Regions from separate parts of the Homo sapiens genome. Here region 1 is linked to region 2. A link is a loop called in an ENCODE intact Hi-C map of the cell type or tissue named here. Cell type or tissue: pancreas. All regions are shown on one strand. Links, peaks and the distances in the headings refer to the core of each region. The heading gives the core; the rest is flanking DNA.

The links. Hi-C counts contacts between places; a loop is a spot of excess contacts. Peaks named below come from ENCODE experiments on the same cell type or tissue, not always from the same donor. Only the 100,000 strongest peaks of a DNase experiment are listed, where the experiment ranks them.
Region 1: a loop joins it to region 2, with 4 times the contacts of the local background. A loop is called at or near these places in 102 of 110 quality-filtered maps.

The regions. Positions count from the first base shown.
Region 1 is chr4:88,534,565-88,542,907 of GRCh38, reverse strand. It overlaps a transcript of HERC3 not described here. Among named protein-coding and RNA genes, the nearest start is that of PIGY-DT, 15 kb to the right of the region's middle. In pancreas, for the core only: a CTCF peak has its summit at 3,262 (motif pointing left); a DNase peak (open chromatin) is centred at 3,267.
Region 2 is chr4:88,655,111-88,663,453 of GRCh38, reverse strand. HERC3 (HECT and RLD domain containing E3 ubiquitin protein ligase 3) reads right to left here. Exons shown (of 26, transcript NM_014606.3): 8 at 8,150-8,280; 9 at 7,419-7,579; 10 at 4,963-5,039; 11 at 899-1,023. Among named protein-coding and RNA genes, the nearest start is that of NAP1L5, 39 kb to the left of the region's middle. In pancreas, for the core only: a CTCF peak has its summit at 3,912; no DNase peak of the experiment used is centred there; H3K27ac peaks cover 836 bases.

The sequences.
Region 1 (8,343 bases), core at 66-8,065, 120 kb after region 2:
AGAGTTTTCAGCATGAAGGGCTGTTGGATTTTGTCAAAGGCCTTTTCTGCAACTATAGAGAAAATTGTGTGGTTTCTGTCGTTTGTTCTGTTTATGTGCTGGATTACGTTTATTGATTGGCATGTGTTGAACCAGCCTTGCATCCCAGGGATGAAGCCAAGTTGATCATGGTGGATAAGCTTTTTGCTGTGCTGCTGGATTTGGTTTCACAGTATTTTATTGAGGATTTTCACATTGATGTTCATCAGCAATATTGGTGTAAAATTCTCTTTTTTGGTTGTGTCTCTGCCATGCTTTGGTATCAGGATGATGCTGGCCTCATAAAATGAGTTACAGAGGATTCCCTTTGTTTCTATTGATTGGAATAGTTTCAGAAGGAATGGTACCAGCTCCTCTTTGTACCTCTGGTACAATTCGGCTGTGAATCCATCTGGTCCTGGACTTTTTTTGGTTGTTATTAATTATTGCCTCAATTTCAGAACCTGTTATTGGTCTATTCAGAGATTCAACTTCTTCCTGGTTTAGTCTTGGGAGGGTGTATGTGTCCAGGAATGTATCCATTTCTCGTAGATTTTCTAGTTTATTTGTGTAGAGGTGTTTATAGTATTATCTGATGGTAGTTTGTATTTCTGTGGGATTGGTGGTGATATCCCCTTTATCATTTTTTATTGCATCTATTTGATTCTTCTCTCTTTTATTCTTTATTAATCTTGCTAATGTCTATCTATTTTGCTGATTTTTCCAAAAAACTAGCTCCTGGATTGATTTTTTGAAGGGTTTTTTGTGTCTCTATCTCCTTCAGTTCTGCTCCAATCTTAGTTATTTCTTGCCTTCTGCTAGCTTTTGAATGTGTTTGCTCTTGCTTCTCTAGTTCTTTTAATTGTGATATTAGGGTGTCAATTTTAGATCTTTCCTGCTTTCTCCTGTGGGCACTTAGTGGTATAAATTTCCCTCCACACACTGCTTTAAATGTGTCCCAGAGATTCTGGTATGTTGTGTCTTTGTTCTCATTGGTTTCAAAGAACATCTTTATTTCTGCCTTCATTTTGTTATTTACCCAGTAGTCATTCAGGAGCAGGTTGTTCAGTTTCCATGTAGTTGTGCGGTTTTAAGTGAGTTTCTTAATCCTGAGTTCTAATTTGATTTCACTGTGGTCTGAGAGACAGTTTGTTGTGATTTCTGTTCTTTTACTTTTGCTGAGGAGTGTTTTACTTCCAATTATGTGGTCAATTTTAGAATAAGTGCGATGTGGTGCTGAGAAGAATGTATATTCTGTTGACTTCAGAACTGTGGAGAGTTCTGTAGATGTCTATTAGGCCTGCTTGTTGCAGAGCTGAGTTCAAGTCCTGAATATCCTTGTTAACCTTCTGTCTTGCTGATCTGTCTAATATTGACAGTGGGGTGTTAAAGTCTCCCATTGTTATTGTGTGGGAGTCTAAGTCTCTTTGTAGGTCTCTAAGGACTTGCTTTATGAATCTGGGTGCTCCTGTATTAGGTACATATATATTTAGGATAGTTAGCTCTTCTTGTTGAATTGATCCCTATACCATTTTGTAATGGCCTTATTTGTCTCTTTTGATCTTTGTTGGTTTAAAGTCTCTTTTATCCGAGACTAGGGTTGCAACCTCTGCTTTTTTTTTGCTTTCCATTTGGTTGATAGATCTTCCTCCATCCCATTATTTTGAGCCTATGTGTGTCTCTGCACGTGAGATAGGTCTCCTGAATACAGCACACTGATGGGTATTGACTGTTTATCCAATTTGCCAGTCTGTATCTTAATTGGGGCATTTAGCCCATTTACATTTAAGGTTAATATTGTTATGTGTGAATTTGATCCTGTCATTATGATGTTAGCTGGTTATTTTGCTCATTAATTGATGCAGTTTCTTCCTAGTATTGATGGTCTTTACAATTTGGCATGTTTTTGCAGTGGCTGGTACTGGTTGTTCCTTTCGATATTTAGTGCTTCCTTCAGGAGCTCTTGTAAGGCAGGCCTGGTGGGGACAAAATCTCTCAGCCTTTTTCTTGTCTATAAAGTATTTTATTTCTCCTTCACTTATGAAGCTTAGTTTGGCTGGATATGAAATTCTGGATTGAAAATTTTTTTAAGAATGTTGAATATTGGCTCCCACTCTCTTCTGGCTTATAGAGTTTCTGCCGAGAGATCTGCTGTTAGTCTGATGGGCTTCCCTTGTGGGTAACCCGACCTTTCTCTCTGGCTGCCCTTAACATTTTTTCCTTCATTTCAACCTTGGTGAATCTGACAATTATGTGTCTTGGGGTTGCTCTTCTCAAGGAGTATCTTTGTGGTGTTCTCTGTATTTTCTGAATTTGAATGCTGGCCTGCCTTCCTAGGTGAGGGAAGTTCTCCTTGATAATATCCTGAAGAGTGTTTTCTAACTTGGTTCCATTCTCCCTGTCACTTTCAGGTACACCAGTCAAACGTAGATTTGGTCTTTTCACATAGTCCCATATTTCTCGGATGCTTTGTTCATTTCTTTCTACTTTTTTTCTCTAAACTTGTCTTCTCACTTTATTTCATTAATTTGATCTTCAATCACTGATATCTTTTCTTCCACTTGATCAAATTGGCTATTGAAGCTTGTTGTGTGTGTCACGAAGTTCTCGCACTGTGGTTTTCAGCTCCATCAGGTCATTTAAGGTCTTCTCTACACTACACTGTTTATTCTAGTTAGCCATTCGTCTAACCTTTTTTCAAGATTTTTAACCTCCTTGTGATGGGTTAGAACATGCTCTTTTAGCTCAGAGAAGTTTGTTATTACCAATCTTCTGAAGCCTACTTCTGTCAACTCATCAAAGTCATTCTCTGTCCAGTTTTGTTCTGTTGCTGGCAAGAAGCTGCGATCCTTTGGAGGAGAAGAGGTGCTCTGGTTTTTAGAATTTTCAGCTTTTCTGCTCTGGTTTCTCCCCATTTTTGTGGTTTTATCTACCTTTGGTCTTTGTTGTTGGTGACCTACAGATAGAGTTTTGGTGTGGATGTCCTTTTTGTTGATGTTGATGCTATTCCTTTCTGTTTGTTAGTTTTTCCTTCTAACAGTCAGGGCCCTCAGCTATAGTTCTGTTGGAGTTTGCTGGAGGTTCACTCCAGACCCTGTTTTCCTGGGTATCACCAGCGGAAGCTGCAGAACAGGAAATATTGCAGAACAGCAAATATTGCTGCCTGATCCTTCCTCTGGAAGCTTCGTCCCAGAGGGTCACCTGCCTGTATGAGGTGTCTGTCGCCCCCTACTGGGAGGTGTCTCCCAGTCAGGCAACACAAGAGTCAGGGACCCACTTGAGGAGGCAGTCTGTCCATTCTCAGAGCTCAAACGCCGTGCCACTGCTCTCTTCAGAGCTGTCAGACAGGGACGTTTAAGTCTGCAGAACTTGTCTGCTGCCTTTTGTTCAGCTATGCCCTGCCCACAGAGGTGGAGTCTATAGAGGTGGTAGGCCTTGCTGAGCTGCAGTGGGCTCTGCCCAGTTCAAGCTTCCTGGCTGCTTTGTTTACCTACTCAAGCCTCAGCAATAGTGGATGCCCCTCTCCCCCCGAGGCTGCAGCCTCGCAGGTTGATTTCAGACTGCTGTGCTAGCAGTGAGCAAGGCTCTGTGGGCATGGGACCCGCAGAGCCAGGCACGGGAGGGAATCTCCTGGTCTGCCGGTTGCTAAGACCATGGGAAAAGCACAGTATTTGGGCGAGAGTGTACTGTTTTTCCAGGTACAGTCTGTCATGGCTTCCCTTGGCTAGGAAAGGGAAATCCCCTGACACCTTGCGCTTCCCAGGTGAGGCGATGCCCCACACTGCTTTGGCTCGCCCTCTGTGTGTTGCACCCACTGCCCAACCAGTCCCAATGAGATGAACCAGGTATCTCAGTTGGAAATGCAGAAATCACCTGTCTTCTGCATCAATCACACTGGGAGTTGCAGACTGGATCTGTTCCTATTTGGCCATCTTGGAAGCAAGTGGAGATAGGACTTTTAAAGAGGTATGAAATGACAGTAAAATGAGGTTATGGTGGGTGGATCCTGATTCAATATGACAGATGTCTTATAAAAAGAGGAAATTGGGCCGGGCATGGTGGCTCACGCCTGTAATCCCAGCACTTTGGGAGGCCGAGGCGGGCAGATCACGAGGTCAGGAGATCAAGACCATCCTGGCTAACACGGTGAAACCCCATCTCTACTAAAAATACAAAAAATTAGCTAGGCATGGTGGCGTGCACCTGTAGTCCCAGCTACTCGGGAGGCTGAGGCAGGAGAATAGCGTGAACCCAGGAGGCAGAGCTTGCAGTGAGCGGAGATCGCACCACTGCACTCCAGCCTGGGTGACAGAGCGAGACTTCGTCAAAAAAAAAAAAAAAAAAGAGGAAATTGGGACACAGACATGTACAGAGAGATGACCATGTGAAGTCAACAGAGAGACAGCCATCTATAAGCCAAGGAGAGAGGCTTAGAAGAAACCAAACCTGCCAACACGTTGATACCTAGCCTCAAGAATTGTCAGAAAACAAATTCTGTTGTTCAAGCCATCCAGTCTGTGGTACTTTGTTATAGCAGGCCTAGCAAACTAATAGGCAGCTATTGCCACGATACTCCATGGTGTACAGTGTCATCTCAAAGAGCATTGCAGTGTGAAAGAGGTCTTTAGCAACTGAATCTAGTGAGAGAAGGAAATGTTGTACTCCAAACTGCATGGTTCCTTTACTGCGATGCAAAACCATTTGAAAGAATAGTTTAAGAACCTCCCATTTATTGTGTTAGATTTCTAACTCCAGAAAACAAGTAAATATCCATTGATTCACCTGTACCATTTCAATATAGTTCTCCCTTAAAGAATATGTGGGTCAAACAAAGAGGCTGAGAGTAAGGACTCACAGATTTAACACCAACATAAACCTATTTTTGATTGTAAAGTATGGCTAATAACATAGGACATTATCTTCCTGTCAGAAGGTTTTTGACAAGTGATCTAGCTGTGAGCCAAATGCACAGTGTCACAGAAACAACAGTTCTGCTGCTATTCGAGCTTCATCCCTGAGGGGCTGCTAAATGCAGATCTCCCATTTACTTAAGGCTTTAATATTCAGTGCTATGGATTTCAGAGCTACATCTTGTTTTTATAAATAATTTTGCAGCTAAAGCACTAAAAATGTCAGAAGATCACCATTTTAAAGTCTTTTGATTTTTATATGTAATCTCTAAGAAGGCCAAATAACACAGCTAAACAATTTCTATTTAGAACACAGAGGAACACTTGGTCTCTCTTTTGTTTAGCCTTCAATATAACCTCATCCCTGTATGCTACTTATTGATTACATAGAGGAAAACAGTAATTTACAGTAGTGACAACTTAAACGGACCACTTTAATCAAATGATCAGAGTTAGCATAACCAGTAATAATTCTTGGTAGGATGCACTAAAAATGACACAGTGTTACTTCTGTGGTATCCTGGCAAAAAATGTGTAACTTAAAAATATATATTACCTGAATCTAATCATGAAGAAATATCAGACACATCCAAATTGAGGAATAGACTTGCTGCAAGTAAACTTCCCATAATGCCTCAAAACATCAAGGTCATGAAAGACAAAAAAAGACCAATGAACTGTTTCAGATTACAAGAGATGAATGAGACGTGATGACTAAAAGTCATGTCTCATCCTGGATTGGATCTTGGACCAGAAATCCTTTTCCTTTTGCTATAAAAATACATTAAGGGAACAAATGGTGAAATTTAAATTCATAAATTATACAGTAATATTGTATAAATATTAATTTTCTGATTTTGATAATTGTCCTGTGGTGATGTAAGAGAATATATTTTGTTTTGGTTTTCATTTTGTTTTGAAGTGTTAAAGTGTAAATGAACCTCATGTCTGCAAGTTGCTGTCAGTTTTTTAAAATCTAGCTACAGAAATCTGTTAATTTAAGAAATCCAGGTGAAAGTATATAAGAATTCTTGGTCGTATTTTTATAACTTTAGTGTGTGTTTTAAAAATATATAATCCCAGGCAGAAAATAATTTAGAAGACAGCTCTGATAGAGTACTCCTTCTAGCACCTCCACCCTAACATATTACTCAAAATTATAATCAGATTGGGAAAGAGTTTATATGTTTTGAATTTCTCTAAATTGAAAAAAAATTCATTGTGCTTTTCTTTTCACAGGTAGCTAAATTACAAGCAGATTCTGTAACTGTGTAATATTTTTTTCTATTGGCAAGTTAAGAGGAACAACATTTGGTACTAGACATATTACATTCATTTTACAAGTGTTTATTAAACATATACTATGTGCCAGCCACTGTGCTAGATTTAGGGATAAAGAAATAAAATACACATGGTATGTGACCTAAAGGATCTTCTAGATTAGTACAGGAGACAGACATATAAAAGAATACTTGTAAAGAAGTAATAAATGTTATAATAAGAGTGAGTGAGTGAGTGAGTATGTGTCGGGGTAGGGTAGTTTACTGTTGTATACAAGGGATTGATGGTCAATTCCCAGGAAGCAGGGAGAAGGAAGGAGTTAGAAAAATCTTCATAAAAGTGTCTGTGTTTGAATTGGGTCTTAAAAGCTGAGTAGTGGTTTAGAGGGACAATGGAGTAAAGATATTCTGGGCAGAAGAAATGGCATGAACAAAAGACATGGAGCTATGAAACAGGCTATTATGGGGACAACAAATAGTTCAGAATGGCTGAATTCAAGATGAGAAGTGGCCACAGTGAGAGAATATGCTGGAGACAGTCTGGGGCCAGTTGCTGGAGGGCCTCATAAGCCACTATGCCAGAAGCTTTTGCACAAACCTAGGGAAATCATCTGGGAGCTTTTGGCCACTTGAGTGCATCAGTGAATAACTAATTTGTTAAACTATTACATGCAAAGCAAGGTGCATTGAGGTAGGTCATCCTAGCCCCATGAGATGATTTGTGTTTATTGTAATAAGGAAATGGAACCAAGAATTGGATGCACTCCCATCTTTCTATCTTACATTATGACATAAGAAACATTTGCATTATTTCTACTCTGTAATATTTCTGTAAGAGATTTCAGGAGTGCTGTGGTTTGAATATGTCCTCCAAATGTCTTGTATTGGAAACTTAAGTGCCAAATTCATCTGTTGGTTGGAGGTGGGGCCTTTGAGAGGTAATTGGGATTAGATGAGGTCATTCGTGTGGGACCCCCATGATGGGACTGGTGGCTTTATAAGCAGAGGAAGAGAGACCTGAGCTGACACACTTGCTCCTGTCCTCCTGCCTTGGGATGCCCTTCATCATGTGATTGGATGTGGGAGGTGAAAAGATGAAGTCCATCATGACTTCAGACCTCAGCCCAGGTGACTCAGAAGATGGTGGTATCATTTACTAAGTTCAATACAGAACAAGGAGAGTTTTCTGGGGAAGTGTAGGTGAGTGGATAGTAAATTTAAGAAGATCATTCTGATTTAGTCACCTTATATAACATTTTTCAGTTTATGAATTCTCTAAGTTGGTGACTAAAGTACTTTTCAGTAAGATCTTTACATTAAAATAAAATGTCCCTAATGACTAGACCAAACTCAAACTACTGAAATATTTAGTCGTATTTTCCATTGCAATGAAATCAAGAAGAAAGCAGGGCAGAGTGGGAATCCCAGGGCAGTGCCCTAGGTGCTGGCAGGCCAGGTGTAAGTTCAAGGTTGGTCTCTGAGTCAGTCAAAGATGCCTGACAGGCTTAGAAAACTAGGAAAAGCAGACTTTCAAAAACTTGGAATTGTGACCATAGTTTCAATAAAAATACTCAGGACTCAATTTACTTTCATCTAGCCATGATTCTGGTAAAAATTATCTATTTTTTTCATATGCAATAACTCTTGTGTTAGCTACATCACTGGAGAGTCAAATCAAGTTAAAGTTGTCAAATTCCTGACTCTCTTCAACTATGGAAAACACAGCTTTCTGTAATAAAAGAGCTTTTACAATATCCCCATCTTCTTCATCTGAATACAAAAAAATACTTCTTTTGGAGGTTCATTTCCTTTTACACTATGGACTATTTGATGGCTACAACCTGAACAGTCATTGAAAACACACACAAAGTAAAACACCTATTGATTATTATTTTGAGAATTACTTCAGTTGTTTTCAAAGGTACCATAATGCACTAGCTTAAACCTGGATAATAAAAAAGCCATATAGAATCACACATTTCAAAGCTGTAAACTTGCTGTCTTAATTTTTTATTTTTTTCTGAGAGCATGAGGCTTTTAAAATCATGTTAATGCCATGAAAAATTCCATTCATAACTTTCATTTAATAAATTGGAAAAGGAAATGGTAGACGTTTGGGGAAAAAAAGCCTTGCA
Region 2 (8,343 bases), core at 329-8,328:
AACAGAGAACTAATGGTAAAGTGTCACCATTTCCCTTGCTGGACCCCAGCAAGCCCTCATCTCCTCTCCCCTGCGACCCTTCAGCCTGAGCTCCTTGGCAGAGCCATCCTAAGGTTAGAGGGATTCTGAAGACTGCCACAGAGCTGCTCTAGGGCGTTTCTAATGCTCTCTCACTCACAACGTTACTAGCTCAAGTGCCTCAAAGTGTAGCGTCCTGGTCATTTGGCCCACTACAATCTATGTCATAATGCAGGAACCATTATGTACGTTTCTGGGAATAACCACAACTTAGTGCACAGAGCTTGATTTATTCTTCCCAAGAATCAGACTTTGCAGAAAAAAGTGGAGAGGCTGAGGAAAGCCAATGAAAATGTGTAAAAATGTGCAAAGGAAAATTGTCCTTTAAATTTGATAAAAGCTCTCAATCCTACTTACTGTTGTTTTTTTTTTTTTCTACATGACTCTGAATTACCATCTCAATCATTATGAATAGGAAAATGCTAGAAATTATTAAGATTAGGTAAGATAACAGCTGTCTCAGATTTGGGATGTTTTGGAACATGCATACACTAAAACCCATGGGAGTTAACCATAACGCTAAGCTCTCTTAGCAGAATCACCAACTCAGGCCTTCATCAGTCAGGATTTTTAAGATCATACAATAAACAAGGCAGGTTGAGGCATATACTGTGTGTGAGAATTGGGGATCCATCCATTATGCTATTTGGGGCTAAGGAGATCAACCCTGAAATAGTAACCAAAAATAACCCACGATTCCCTATAATGTAAAACCCCATTTACATTCACAGTATCAATATGCAAGTACGGAAAATCACACTAAGCTAAAAAGTTGTAACATACTTTGTGGAAAAAAAAATGAAGACAAGCAGCCACATACTTGATTGTATTTGCATTGTTGTGTTCTGAGAGTTTTTGTCTCCAAACTGCTATGGTTTCATCATTTATTAAACTGGTATAATGTGCTTGGTTCATAGTCCTGAAGTCAACAGCAGGAGAATAATTCTGGAGAATTAAATGTAACAGTAAAAAGAAGAAATTATGTAGCATGGATCTTGTCTCCTCTCCTTTCTCCCACATATTCTCCATTTTACGTTTCACTTATGATCTAAATGCTGCAGTGTGCCGCCCAGATCCCCTCCACCCTTCAGAATGGAGGCTCCTGACAGATCCCAGCTGGGTTGCTGTCCAGGACTTGGCATTGACTGTTGCTTCACTATCACATCCAATGGCAGGTAGAGGCATGGTGTAAAGGTCCAGCCCGCTTGCCTCAACTCAGGACTGGCTGAAGGACCATCACAACTTCAGTGCTCCTCATGGGACTGGCTGAGGCCTCTGTTATAACTGAATTGCATTTCAACCCCTCCCTCTGCGCAATCCTGCCTCCTTCATCCCTCAGTAGATGTTCTTCTAGAAAGCACTCTCCCAAAAACCTTTGAGTCTCGGGTCTGTTTCCCAGAGAAACCAACTCAGTACAACTTTCCCAGACTTCTTTCCCCTTTGCTTTGAATCACTGTAACAGCAGGTTTTTAAGGTATTAGTCATCTGCCATAAATGTCCACCAAACTTCAACAAAATGTATTACAAAAGAGCCAGAGTTCAGTTATAATCTATATGACAAATAACCTATAAAAACAATGACTCTTAATTTCTTGCTTCAAGTATATAGCTATTATAAGAAAAATGGCAGAAAAAGATGTTAATAATGTATGTCCTTGAAAATTCCAAATGTTGCCCAACACTGTACATCTTTTATTCAGTGAGATTAAAGAAAAAAAACATAATAAGCACTTTCCTTTTCTAAAATTGCTTGTTTTCAACTTATTTTCCCCAAGCCTTGTTCTTGATCGAGAACTAAGGAAAGGTTGATGGTGCTTTATACTCCTATTCTCGTCTCCAGTGAAGAGGAAAAAGGTAATATTAAAGCACTCATTCATCAGCTCATGAGATTTTTTTTCTCCTTTGTACCTACACATAAAAACATAACTTTCAAAGTAAATTTTCTTGGTTACTTTCCCATAGCTTCAAGTTAACGTATCATTATGGTAGGAAGGAGTAGAGCATGTAATAAAACAGAGATGCCTGACAAAGTTTGTGATCATCTGGTTATTGATAACTATTCTACTAAAATGGCCACAGATATCTATTGAGAGAACAAAAATCATCTTGAAGTACAACATACAGGAAACTCATAATCCAAAGCAGATGCTGGAGTACACACAGAGATTGTCTTTCCACCTCCTTGTAAAACCACTGTTGTTACGTAAATTTTATTTATTTCCCCCATTCAAAGGGGCAGCTGAACATCAACTCTAACACAAACCTACAATAAAATAAAGACTTGGAACTATTTTATCATTCCTCATCATATGTCCAATAAACCAGAGATGCCTTGGGTGAAGTACAAGTTCAGAATCACTTAAAGAACCAAGAAAAAACATCATTCTTCCTGTCTTTAATACATACAGGCAAAAAAGGAAAAATTGCTCTTAGGTCAGTGTTTCTCAACTTTGGCTGGACTTTGAATCACCATGGGAGCGTTCAATAATCCTGATGACCAAGTCATACTCCAGACCAATTAAATCAGAATCTCTAGAGTCATCAGTATTTTGTAGAGCTCCCAGGTGATTCCAGTAGGCAGCCAAGGTTAAGAATCACTGTTCCAGGAAAAAGAAGATTATGAGATAGACACACACACAAACACACACACATGCACACACAATTCTAACAATCCCAACCACATTCCCTCTTCAATTCTATCCAGGGAACAAAACGACAGGAAAAGGAGATGCTATGGTTTACATTCACTAAATTCCCAAGACCTAGAATCAGTGTAGCAAAGGGGTATCTGAATATAACTCCTTCCCTCCCTTCTTTCACCTAAGGCCTGGCAGTAATGAATGAGTCAGCCTTTTATAAAAATAGAGGCTATGGCCGGGCGTGGTGGATCACGCCTGTAATCCTAGCACTTTGGGAGGCCGAGGAGGGTAGATCACTTGAGGTCAGGAGTTCAAAACCAGCCTGGCCAACATGGTGAAACTGGTCTCTACTAAAAATACAAAAAAAATTACCCAGGCATGGTAGCGGACGCCTGTAATCCCAGCTACTCAGAAGGCTGAGGCAGGAGAATCGCTTGAAACCAGGAGGTGGAGGTTGCAGTGAGCCGGGATCACGCCATTGTACCCCAGCCTGGGCGACAAAGCAAGACTCCATCTCAAAAAAAAAAAAATAGAGGCTGTAACTATACAGGTGCTTTTTCTTGGTTCTTTAAGTGATATGGTAACAGGGTAAGCATATGATTTGATCAGCCTCTGTATCTAAATAATCATCTCTGGTTAATAGTTTAAGTAAATGTGCATAGGTTTCAGTTTCAAAAGAAAGAGCAACATCTTCTTAAGTAATGTTTACTTTCCTTTTTCTTTGTGATCTTACACTTTTCATGCATACCTATCCCTCTTTCCAGTTGTTTAAACTTTAACCTGCCCTGCCTCTCTAATAGTATGCTACTTCACTTCCTTCTCATCAGTGTGTTGTTTTCCAGGCCCAAGGTGTTGATTACAATAATAAAAATCAGTTACATATATCAGATACTATATTTACAAGAGAAAACTAAATTTCATGTTAAATTTCACAGGAAAATTAAAGTTGGATACTATTGAATAACACTATTCAATACTAGTTTCTAGGGGAAATAAATACTTAAAACTCTATTACTTATGGACAAAAACTGATTATCCTCCACAGAGTCAGTGCCTTTTGTATTTTGTTTTATTGACATCTTGAAGAAACAAAGAAAAACCTCAGCTTCCTCAGGATTTCTCTGTAATACACACTCTGAGGCTGGGTCTAAAATAAGTCTAGGGCAGCAGTTCCAAATCACGCCAGATGGTAGCACTAAGCCACCTTCTTCAGGCACCTGACCTGGAAAATAGCTAATCATCAGCTTTAGCTGTCCAGCCTACAGCCTCGGGCTCCACCAGGATTTTCCAACCTAATCACAGAATCAGAATGACTAGAAGGCAAATACTTTGTGTACTTAAAGATAGCTAAGTATCAAACTAATAGAGAAAGTTTCCAAGACAGAAAGAGCCCCTGGTTTCCACAGTTGCTCATTATCTTCCCAGTCAATTCTGACTCCTTTTTCTTCACTAACAGCCCATTCCCTTGCTCCTCCAAGAGAGTATAAGGATCCATGCACCACTCGGAGCTGGTCCTGTTGAAATGTTTGCTGAATAAAAGCAGGAAGGGTGGGGAAGAAGAGAAGAGAGGAGAGAAAGCACAGGGGAAGGAGTCCAGCACTGACAACAAATCTGTGGAGTTTTTCCAGACTGAATTCCCCCAGCAAGGAAGAGTGGAAGGAATTCGAGCCCTGTCACAGAAACCTGGATCCACACTCTACCTTCAGGCAGAAAGACAATGTCACAGTGTCTTTATCCACTATAGTGATGCAGGAGACAATGGAAGGGAAATTTTGGTGTCATGTCATAAGCAGATTACAAATAATAAAATACATCTGAAAATTGTGGTACCTCTTACATACATATATATACTCAATCACATCAAACAAAGAAACCCACCAAGTTCTCAAACACCTAGCATTTGTTGCCACTTAACAGGGAAGAAAAGAAATGGAAAATCAAATAATGCCAAAGTAAGCACCAACTCCCTAGGCATCCTTTACAGAGTTTCTGGAACAAGTACAAATATAAATAAATAATTTCAAATTATAAATTAGAACTCCATAATTCCAGGAGAATTGTTGGCACTTCAAGGGAGCCAAATGGAGACAACTTCTTCCAGATTTAGTTTGCTTATTTTAAAAATAACATAGGATTGGTAGAAACAAAGAGTAACATTGCTCTTTATGTTGTAATTACTTGTTAAAAGAAATGTTGGTTCACTATTATTCCTTCCTGGAAATAAGAGTCACAAGAAAAATTTTACCTCGTATTTGGAGCAAAGTACAAAAGTCTGGTCTCCTCCAGAGAAGATCTGCTTAACGATATGATATTTAAAGCGATCTGTCAAAAAAAAAATTCCGAAAGCATATTTTTCATTAATTGAAGTTTCTCCTTGATCCCCTTTTCTACTGTCGCAGAATACACTTCAGAGTGGGTACCTATCCATTTTAATTGTGTCACAGAAGTAAGAAATCTTCTCCCCTGGCTCACTGCCTAGGACTGTTTCTACTTCAATTAAAAATAAATATATAAAATGGTATCCTCCACTCTAACTCTTCTTCTGCCCCTCCCCAACTGCCAGTGAATCCTGACCTAGTTTCTCTTTTTCATTCTAACTCTGTCATGCCACTGACCTGAAATCTGAAATGGGCACTATTCTTTATGGTAACAATTCAGCATGTGAGTGTGGTGGGCCCAGGCCCCGTCAGGACGAATCTTGCCACGGAAGGACCTCCGTTTCCTGCTCCCTGCTTTACCTCCCATCACACTGTGTCCACGGTGACATTCTCCTACTACCACGTTGCCTTTATTTCTAATACACCACACTATTTCACATCTCGGTGCCTCCCCCCTCTGCTGCCCCTGGCACATGGGATTCTCCATGAATGTGCCCACCGAGAGCACAACCTGAATGTGCTTCTGGAACTGCACCTTGGTGGTGCTCACACCAACTCCCTCACAGTCCTCTACACCTGGCTAACTCCAAATCATCCTTCGAGGCACAGCTCAAACTTCCTCTAACCACAATACTCCTCCATGCCTTCCTCTGTGCTCCCACATTACCAAGAGGGTTCCTAAAACCATGTCATTTACATAACTGACATTTACCTGCTTATGTTATAAAATCATTTTGGCAAACATCCAAGCACAAATTTAGGACCATGGAAGTCAGGTTATAATTCAACTTCAAAAATTTGTGGTTTTGAAATAACCAAAAAACACCTGAGTTGGTAAACTTTCTAAATAAATGTATTCCACGTATGAGTACAATGTCTTGGAGAAAAGAATTTACAAATTACAGAGAAGAGGACACAAAGCCATTCTTTTGCTTCTGGGAACATCACCCAGACAAAATCTTGTTTATTTATATTTTAAGTTGCACTACATTTCAGATGCTCATATATCCATTCCAAAAATGTCTACTGAGTGACAAGTTCATGCCAGGTCCTGTGCTATATGCTAGGTTTACAAAAAGGAAAAGAGTTTGTCTGTGTCCTTGAGTTTCTTATAATCCAGTACTAAAACTTATGATGGTTACTGTTTCAAACAAATTCCTGATCAAGCCATAAGTGTGTCACTTTATCGACTTCAAAATCAAAATTAATAAGTTACACTTCCTTTTAATGATTCTCTAGCTCCATTTCAGCCTCAGATTTATTATTTCAAGGTGAAGCAGTCATTCAATATTAATGACTGCCTGACTTTGATTTCCAATGAAACCAAGACTGCTATTTAACTATTTTTTAAGGGAAGAAAAAAAATGGCTTAAAAAGAAATCACATCATGTTATATACCAAAATGCCAACAGCAAAGTAGAGGTAACATAGTACACATGATTTAGAATGACCTGGGTTTAAATCCTGCCTCCAGAATCTATGTGATCTTGGGCAAATTACTTGACCTCCTTAAGACTTTGTTCCCTTATCTCTAACATGGGGATAATAACCACTAACTAGTTCTTAGATTATTTTGAGTGCTTTGCATAGTAATGAAACGTCATTAAGCATTCAATACATGCGAACTGTCATTATTAGCAACAACAATAAAATGTATACACCACCACCAAGGTCTGTGGAAACAAAATAACTGGTATAGTTTGAATGTATGTTCTGGTCAAAACTCATGTTGAATTGCAGTAATCCCAATGTTGGAGGTGAGGCATGGTGGTATGTGTTTAGATCATGAGGGCGGATCCCTCATGAATGGCTTGGGCCATCCCCTTGGTGATAAGTGAGCTCTTGCTCTGAGTTCACATGAGATCTGGTGGTGTAAAAAGTATGGCACCTCCTCTCCACTCTTCCTCTTGCTCCTGCTTCTGCCATGTGAAGTGTCTGCTCCTTCTTTGCCTTCTGCCATGACTGTAAGATTCCTGAGGCCTCCCCAGAAGCCAAGCAGATGGCTGCATCATGCTCCCTGTAGAGCCTGCAGAACTGTGAGCCAATTAAAACTCTTTTCTTCATAAATCACCCTGTTTCAGGTGCTCTTTACAGCAATGCAAGAACGGCCTAACACAACAGTATTTCCTGCTTTATTTATTCTCTAGGATCTCAACTCTACAGCTTCATGCATAGTAAGTACAGAAATTATTAATTGATGTTAAAAAATACCTTATCTTCATTCCCTCCAAAAGACCTCAAAGTAAGTAATAGATACATATTCTGTAAACAACTGTTTTCATCACTTAAAATACCTTTAAATTCCAGAGACAATCATTCTTACCAGCTCGGGCTGAAAGCTGGCCACTGTGGGCAGCCCAGTAACCCTTGACAGGAGATGGGCACTTAACATTACAAGTGTGCCCAGTTCCTAATTGACCTCTTGCTCCACAACCAAATGCATAGATGAGTCCAGAAGAAGGCACGAAGGCTAGGGTATGTTGTCTGTGAAAAAATAATTTAACTCATCAGCATAGTTTCTACTAATGTGGATGTACACTCTGACTCTGACTTTTAACTTCCACATGTGCACAGCACAGGGTGCTCCTATAGAGCCTTTCCCATGTTAACACGTGACTCTTCTTGCAGCGGCTGCTCTCCATAATACTATCCTCTAACACTCTAGATCATGAGGAGGGTGGCAAGTCAGGAAAGAGCTGAATGATCTACTGCATGTGGCCTCTAAGATGAACAGAGAGAAGCAGGGTAGACTCAGGCAAAAATTTCCAAGAAGTTCTTTGGGACTCTCTCACTTTTCCTTTCTTTATCCCTTCCCCACATCCTGCTACTCTTTATCCCAAAAGAAGCCTAATGTCTCCGTGTTGCTCTGCTTATCTAAAACCCTTCCTTGCCACACTCTATCAAGGTCTTTCTCCACATTTCACCATAGGCGTGCATGCAGTTAAGATCTCTTAAAATGACGGTGACTAGGTATAATCACATTCTTCATCACTACAAAGATAAGACCAATTTCTGGGTCCTAGTGAATACAAGCAAGCTTTGAGGAACACTCACCTGCCACAAGCAATTTGAGTTACTTCACTACCCATCAGCTCTAGAACTCTTCTAGGGTTAACCTCATCATTCATGGAGTCGTGTCCAAGTTGCCCACAGGAACCAGCGCCAAAGGTAAACACACCTCCACTCTAACAAGGAACAAACACCATAGGACTTCACTGTATCTTTAAGGGTATACCTCTAAACCCTGT